2 separate regions of the Homo sapiens genome follow, and region 2 is linked to region 1. The links are chromatin loops, found by intact Hi-C in ENCODE. Cell type or tissue: endothelial cell of umbilical vein. All regions are shown on one strand. Region 1 overlaps LAMA3 (laminin subunit alpha 3). Region 2 overlaps LAMA3 (laminin subunit alpha 3).

Region 1 (4,000 bases):
CATTAAGTTTCTCTTTGGCAAATATCTGCTTATTTCCCTTTGGCAAATATCTGCTTATAAAGGATTTTGTATGTGATTAAGAACATAAACTTGGAACCAGGTAACCTGCTTTGAATCCCAACTCTACCACTTACTGGACCTTGGGCAAATTGGTCACTTTACAACCAAGTTTCTTCATCTGTAAAAATGGAGGTAACAATATCTACTTCACAGGATTGTCGTGAGGATTAAATATTACATGTAAAAACCTTACAGGAGTTGCTTGCACACACGTAAGTATTTGCTATTACTATTCTAGCTGTGACATGGGCTAAGGGGAGGAGACGGTGCCTTTCTGTCCACTCGGCACAACTAAAAGGACCAACTCAGCATTACTTGCAAGACCTCCTGGCAAGTTGCATCTTTCAGCCCCATCCCTCTCACCTCTCCCTACTCGATACCTGCAGAAATGATTCCATAAGGAAGTAGCCTCAAAACCACACTTAGAGTAATGTAGGTATAGAGTGTAAATGTTCTGCTTGAAGTGGATGGCTCTAGTGCAGTGGATTGTAAACTCTGGGAGAGGATCGGAGACGCTTTTGGAAAGCTGGGTAAACTATGGGCCATATTCTCAGAAAAGTGTCCACTAAACTCACAGAAAGACTCATTCTCATATACACACAATTTTGCATTCTCTTATCAGAGGGCTCCTGGCCCCAGGTTAATAACAACTGCTCTCTTCTTGTGACCCTCGGACTAAATGTAATCAGGCAGTCTGGCAAAAATGTAAAGCCTGTTCTCAGCTGATTCCTTATTTCTGGAGAGACAGCGAGTGTGGAGCACAAGGACTCTGGTGGTCTAGAGACCGGAAAGAAGAGAGAGCAGATGACCCCTCCCAAAATAAAAGCCATCAGAGAGAGAAGCCTCAGAACAGAAGAGGGCCATTGGAGATGGCCCGACGTAGGCTGGGTGAACCTTGCTTCTCTTTTCCTGGCAGTGAAGGAAAGAACACCACGCACAGAGGGACAGTGTTGCCATGAAGTGCCAACCTGGCAGACTGGCATCCCAAGGTCTGAACGTTTCTTTTAGCAAACATGCGGGGCTTCTGGCCAAGGGTGAATTAATAAGATGCTGGTGGTAGGTGAGCAACTCACACACTGAACGCCATTGGTGGGCACAACTCAGAGTGTCCCCTGAGCAAGTGATCTGGGCAGGGACCTGGAAAGTGAGGTCACGCAGACAGGAGCCTGTGGTTTTTTTGTGTGTGTGGTTTATTTTTTTAAATTTTTTTATTTTTTATTTATTTATTTTTGAGACGGAGTCTCGCTCTGTCACCAGGCTGGAGTGCAGTGGCGCGATCTCGGCTCACTGCAAGCTCTGCCTCCTGGGTTCATGCCATTCTCCTGCCTCAGCCTCCCGAGTAGCTGGGACTACAGGCGCCTACCACCATGCCCAGCTAATTTTTTGTATTTTTTTAGGAGAGTCGAGGTTTCATCGTGTTAGCCAGGATGGTCTCGATCTCCAGACCTCGTGATCCGCCTCCTTGGCCTCCCAAAGTGCAGGGATTACAGGCGTAAGCCACCACATCCGGCCCTGGAGCCTGCATTTTATGTTTTCTTTTCTTTTTTTATTTATTTTTATTTATTTATTTTTTTGAGACAGAGTCTCGCTCTGTCACCCAGGCTGGAGTGCAGTGGCGCAATCTCGGCTCACTGCAAGCTCCGCCTCCCGGGTTCACGCCATTCTCCTGCCTCAGCCTCCCAAGTAGCTGGGACTACAGGTGCCCGCCACCATGCCCAGCTAATTTTTTGTATTTTTAGTACAGATGGGGTTTCACCATGTTAGCCAGGATGGTCTCGATCTCCTGACCTCGTTATCCACCCAACTTGGCCTCCCAAAGTGCTGGGATTACAGGCGTGAGCCACCGCACCTGGCCACGTTTTGTATTTTCACTTCACTGGAAAGGAAAGGAACAAGAGTACCTGCAGCAAGGGCAGCTGTGGAAGCTGCTTGTCCAGACAAGGAGGAAGGGAAGCAAAATCATGACTGGCCTGTGTGTTTATTTTAGAATGTATGCGAGATGATCCAGTGGAAAGAGAGTGACTGAGAAGATGTGGCCAGTCAGTAATATAGGACCAAGCTCTGAGCCTCACACAGCACATGGGTAGCAGCTGAGAGCACTAAAGCAGATGGGAAAAAAGCCAACAGAGCAGAGGGAGGAGAGCAGCGGCCTGCAAATGGGACCCTGAGTGGCCCCGCTGGGCCTGCTAGGCCAGGGTGAACCAAAACAATATCTATATTCTTGAGTACTGCAATGTTTAGATAATTGAGTTATGCATCCTGTGCAAAGACAGTTTTTGGTGTTGCCAGGACAATAGGGAAGTTTTTGGTGGTGCCATGACAATAGGGAAGGAAGAGGACATTTCCTCTTCAAAGTCTGGCTGAACATCCTTTAAAATGACCTCATGTCGGCCTGACTTGGTATGTTTCTCTACAGCGAATTTATGGTACCCAAGGAACAGCCCTACCAGAATTTCTGGTACCCAAGGAGTAGCTGCAGAATGGCAATTCTGGGGAGGCAGGTCAAGAGAATTTATCTCCATGGCAATGGGGCTCCTGGCCAAACGTTTTGTAACAACATCTGGGCATGGGTGGGTGCTTGCCATGTCTCAGAGAATCAGGCCCAGATGTGTTGGGGTGAGCTGCATCCTTTGGTCATTAAGGGGCCGGGTGCAGTGGCTCATGCCTGTAATTCCAGCACTTTGGGAGGCTGAGGCAGTGGATCACCTGAGGTCGGGAGTTCGAGAACAGCCTGACCAACATGGAGAAACCCCATCTCTACTAAAAATACAAAATTAGCCGGGTGTGGTGGTGCATGCCTGTAATCCCAGCTACTCGGCAGGCTGAGGCAGGAGAGTCGCTTGAACCCTGGAGGCAGAGGTTGCGGTGAGCCGAGATCACGCCACTGCACTCCAGCCTGGGCAACAAGAGTGAAACTCCATCTCAAATGAATAAATTAATAAACACTGTAGGGCCCTTCATATTATGCTCATATCAAAGTCCAGTTTTAACCTAGAGCCCAAAATCTACCTTATTTATTTATTTATTTTTTCACTCAAGAATTATTGAGTGCCTTCTACATACACATTCCTTTGTTAGGGGACATGGGAGGGAGGGGACAAAGTAGAATAAGTCAGTCTTGATGTGGACATGTTTCACTGCGGACACAGGACCTAGAATGTGGAAATTAAGGGAGAAGCTGGCTAAGCAGTCAACTTGCTTTGGCCAATGAGATGATGAGGCGATCTCTGTGGACTCGTAGAAGGCTCCTTGCATTCTTTGAGTCTGTACTTTTAACACAAAAATCCTTGAAGGACAGGCATAATTTGGGGGTAGTAGGAGAGGAGGAGGGAGCCCTTTCACAACTGGAGAACAGAACACAGACAAAAAGTGTTTAGAGGAAGTGAGAAAACCAAGCCAGAGAAGAAAGCAGAAAAAACAAAAAGGTACTAAAAGTTAGGGTAGATAGAAGTCAAATCACGGAAAGTTGGTCTTTATCCTATTAGACAATGGGGAATTAAGGAAAGTTCTTGAGCAAAGAATGTGATGTCATGGAAATGGTGTTCCCATAACAGCCCACACACAATATGGCGCTCACCATGCTGCACTGTCACTCTTGGTTAGAACAGGTGCCCCCACCAGATCACAAACATGTGTGCCTTCCACAGGAAGCACAGCACCCAAACTGGAGTAGGTATTAGATGCACTTTGAGCAACAAAACACATACAAAATAACACTTAAGGGAAAGCTAAAAAACCTCACAAGGAACTGAGATGTTTCATCCTCATTAAAATAACAAAAACAAACAGAAATACATGCCAAGAAGATAAAATCACATTTAAGGGCAGGCTGCCATAAAACAAAAAGAAGATAAAATCATAAACATGTATGCATTTATCAACATTGTCTCAAGTTCACAGACTAATAGTACCATGTATTTGTGAATAAAGTTAAGGGAAA
Region 2 (4,000 bases), 59 kb before region 1:
CATACTAAAGCTTAGAACAGTGCACAGAGGAAGCACTCAATAAGTGTTAGCTAGTATCTCTAGAATGTGCTGTAAGAATGTGCGGTTAAATCCATTTTATATGTAATTAACAATTAGAGACATGAGGTCATCACCATACCAAATTAAAATTTTAATATTTAATTCAGTGAAATAACATTTACACTTACTTTAAAATCAGGTGGGTAACCTCCAACATAAAATACAACATTTTCAGGATCCAAATTAAGGAGTGTATTGCTATTTCTACCATCCATGTCATAGACTCCGGGTGTTTCTGGTTTACTGGATGTGGCTCCTTTGGTGTAATTAAGCCTTGCAAACTGATAAATTCTGTTTAAAATGAATTTAGATAATAAAGTTAAACAAAAAATTTGAAGAATTCAAAGCCAAGCCACTAAAAATGGGGTTCAGCAACATGTATACATGGAAGTTTGGTGAGCACAGGTACAGTCAATCAGACTTGTACCTCTGAAATTTCACCCGATCCATAACTGCCTCCTTAGTCTCACTCTTGGTCAAGATCTGGTCCACTTGGAGTTCAGCCTCACGGTCCCCCAGGTTGTAGACACAGGTGAGCTGGCCATCCACAACTGCCATGCCGATGTAGTCCCGGGAGGCCTGGAGACAAAGGGCCACCTCAGAACACTTCACATTGTGGTTTCTCAAATTCCCATCCCAAGAGGATGAGGATGCATTTCAAATAACTAATGGGTTTTAGGCAATAAGCCTTGGAGAGACAGAATAAACAAGGTGCAATATTTTATAGAATAATATAGAATGCAGAATTAATAATGTGAGAGCTGTCTCTGCTCATGTTATAGGGCACTCATTTATTCATTCCTCCATTCACTCAATCTACAAATATGTGCCAAGCACCTACCATACAGAGGGCCCAGGTATAGACTCAGCCGTCCAACAGATTTTAGTCTGGTAAGGGAGATAAGCCATTTTGCTTCTCCCAGTACCACACAACATCCTCTTAACACTTTGTGCATGCCTCTGTTGTCACACCTCTATGTTATCATGGTTAGTTATATATGCATCTTTCTTCCCTGCTAGAATGTGAGCGCCTTAAGGTAGAAACAAAATGTTTTAAAATCACGGCATAATATCCATAAAACTTACCATTTTAACCATTTTAAGTGTGCATTGGCATTAAGTACATTCGAGAATAAATTTTTGTTTATCACAAAGCCAGAATGTGACACATAGTAGGTATATGGTATAAATTTGCTGAAGGAATAAAGTAATGTGCATTTTACCACAAAACAAAGCAAAAAATCATGACATAACAAGCTACAAATAAAATGCCAACCTCTTGAAGCATGGAAGAGTAATTAGCAATAGTGTTGATTTTAAGAATCTTTAAATACAAGATCCACTAGTGACAACTAACAATTTCCTAATTGGGCAGAATTTTTGAGAACCATATTTCAAGCATTTTTCTTCCAACAACTGAATCCTAACCCAGTGAGTGATTAGCTTTTCCTCTGACACTTATGTCAAAGAAATGTATTTTAAAAGGAGGGATTAAAAGCTAAAGCCAGCCATTCAAAATGCCTGTATGGGTAGTGAATTTACACTGATAGTAGTAGTAGTGATGAATTTACACTGATAAAGAGACAGGGCAACTGCTTTTCTTATCATTTAGGCAGGAGAGGGAGGATTCATTCCACTCCAGTCCTCACCCATAATCTCTCCATCCCACAGGCTTGAGGAAGGATCTGAGGCTGGGCAGTCTGAGGAAGAGGACAAGGTCACAATTCTGTGAGGAGGAGCTACTCCTCCTTGGTATTGATCCCTGGTGGTGTGGTGTCAATCATACAACTTGGTAGTATGGAGGGGTGCCAATCATCCTCCCCAAGTGCATATGTTTTTTACATGTACACACACATGCCCACGTGCTGGGCCCATTGGGTAAAGCCTCTTGATCCTCTAGCAACCAACAATGCATGGGAGGCCCCTCGAGGGCACTGCCACAGTGGGGAGGTGGGCAGGGAGGAAGCTGGAGGGATTTGTCGATGTCTCAGTAGGATTTCTGCCTGCTGTGCTAATGGCAGTGATGCAGCCGTGCCACACATCTCAAAAGCACACCTCTCGAAAAACATTGTTTCAAAAACAAGAGAGATGTCCAAGCAATACTTACATCTTTATTTCCAAGGTACATCACAAACATATTCTCAGTACCCCCATTTTCTCTTGAGTTGGGCCTTTGGAGAAACAAGGACAGAGATGTATATCCTTTCAAATCTTCCAGGTCATTTGGCAGTCGGACTTCGACTCCAGATTTACCATTGAACCTCATGGGGACAGCAACCTGTGAGGAGTAAGTTACATGGTGTCAAACACTGTCCTGTGAAGAAAGTAGGTGTGCTCAGAGAGCTAGTTTGTGACTCGTAGCCATGTATCAGCCTTTCCTGAGTTGTTATGATAAGGAGCAAGGGAATGTGAATGTCTCTAAGCCCTGGATCATAATCTCCAAGACCCAGATTATAAACTCATGAAGCTGTTTCCGGAGCTGTGTCATAAGGCATTTGTGTTTCTTATTAGTCAGGGATATTTGAGCAGTGCATTTAGTCCTCTGTGCTAGCAATAATAATAATGATAATGACAATAATATGAATTACAACCCTAGAAGGTTTTTGTGCAGATGAACTAACATCTATGGAGGCACTTGGCATGGTGCCTGGCATACAATCAGACATGTAATACATTAAAACTATATTTTAAGCCAGGTGCAGTAGCTCACACCTGTAATCTCAGCACTTTGGGAGGCTGAGGTGGGAGGATCACTTGAGCTCAGGAGTTCCAGGCTGCAGCATGCCATGATCATGCCACTGGACTCCAGCCTAGGGAGCAAAGTGAGACTTTGTCTCAAAAAAAAAAAACTATATATATCTATATGTTTTTATATAGATATATATTTTTAAATATATGCATTTATATATTAAATATATAAAATATATTTTTATAAGTATATATTAATATACAATTTATATATAATTATGTATTATATATATTTATATATAAATATACATTTTAATATATTAAATATATAATAAATGCATAAATTATATGTTATATAATATATAATTTTATATATTATATTAAAATGCATATATAATTATATGTACATTGTATGTAATATATAATTTTATTTAATATATAAAAGCAGATATAATTATATAACACTATATATGCATAAAATATATGATTATAATATATAATTAAATATATATGCATATATTAAATTTATACTTATATATTAAAATATTTTAAATGCACTTTTAAAGGAACTGCTTCTGTTGGATATATTACATGTTACAGTTTTATTTATTATAGGTGTTCAGTCCTGAAAAATAAGTGAGTACATCAAGGCTCTCTAAAATAGCGCTTCTTGAGCTCTCTGTGGTGAAGGACCATTTTTTCCTTCTAATATGCCAGGGACAAATACTTTTGTAAAACATATTCAAATTTAAATCACTACAAAAATAAAAAAAACAAAGTAGACAAAATACAAGCCCACCGATCACATGCTTGCATGTTGAGGCAATTCAAATTGTTCAAAGCTTCCAAACATTTACTCTAAACTTTATAACTATATATAATAGACCACTGACAAAAGTTCTCTGACTAGGCCTGGTGTGTGGACCAAGAAGATAAATATTTCCTAACGATCGAATACAAAAGAATGAGATTTAACTCAAGTCTGCATTTTCTCTATCAATATTTAAATATTTATCAAGGATCTTGTATATGCAAGGCATTAAATCAGGGGACTTAGCGATGGGGTCCCACATTTGCAGGCTCATTTCACGCCTCTCTCTCCTACTCACCCCCTGCCCTTCAGAACCTTCTCTGAGTCTCTGCCTGGCATTCTCTCCTGCTTTTTGTCACCTGGCAAATTCCTACTCTTCCTTTAAATTTTTTAAATTAAGATATTTCTTGTATTTAAGGAAAGGGAGGGAGAAGAATATGC

What was found. A loop is a pair of places that touch in the nucleus more often than their neighbours do. Peaks named below come from ENCODE experiments on the same cell type or tissue, not always from the same donor. Only the 100,000 strongest peaks of a DNase experiment are listed, where the experiment ranks them.
Region 2: a loop joins it to region 1, with 10 times the contacts of the local background. A loop is called at or near these places in 6 of 110 quality-filtered maps.

Annotation. Positions count from the first base shown.
Region 1 is chr18:23,852,275-23,856,274 of GRCh38, reverse strand. The region is part of intron 32 of LAMA3 (laminin subunit alpha 3); the gene reads right to left. Among named protein-coding and RNA genes, the nearest start is that of LINC02958, 130 kb to the left of the region's middle. In endothelial cell of umbilical vein, no CTCF peak of the experiment used is centred here; a DNase peak (open chromatin) is centred at 2,304; H3K27ac peaks cover 932 bases.
Region 2 is chr18:23,911,049-23,915,048 of GRCh38, reverse strand. It overlaps LAMA3 (laminin subunit alpha 3), which reads right to left. Exons shown (of 75, transcript NM_198129.4): 56 at 2,168-2,338; 57 at 488-639; 58 at 189-351. Among named protein-coding and RNA genes, the nearest start is that of LINC02958, 69 kb to the left of the region's middle. In endothelial cell of umbilical vein, no CTCF peak of the experiment used is centred here; a DNase peak (open chromatin) is centred at 2,498; H3K27ac peaks cover 702 bases.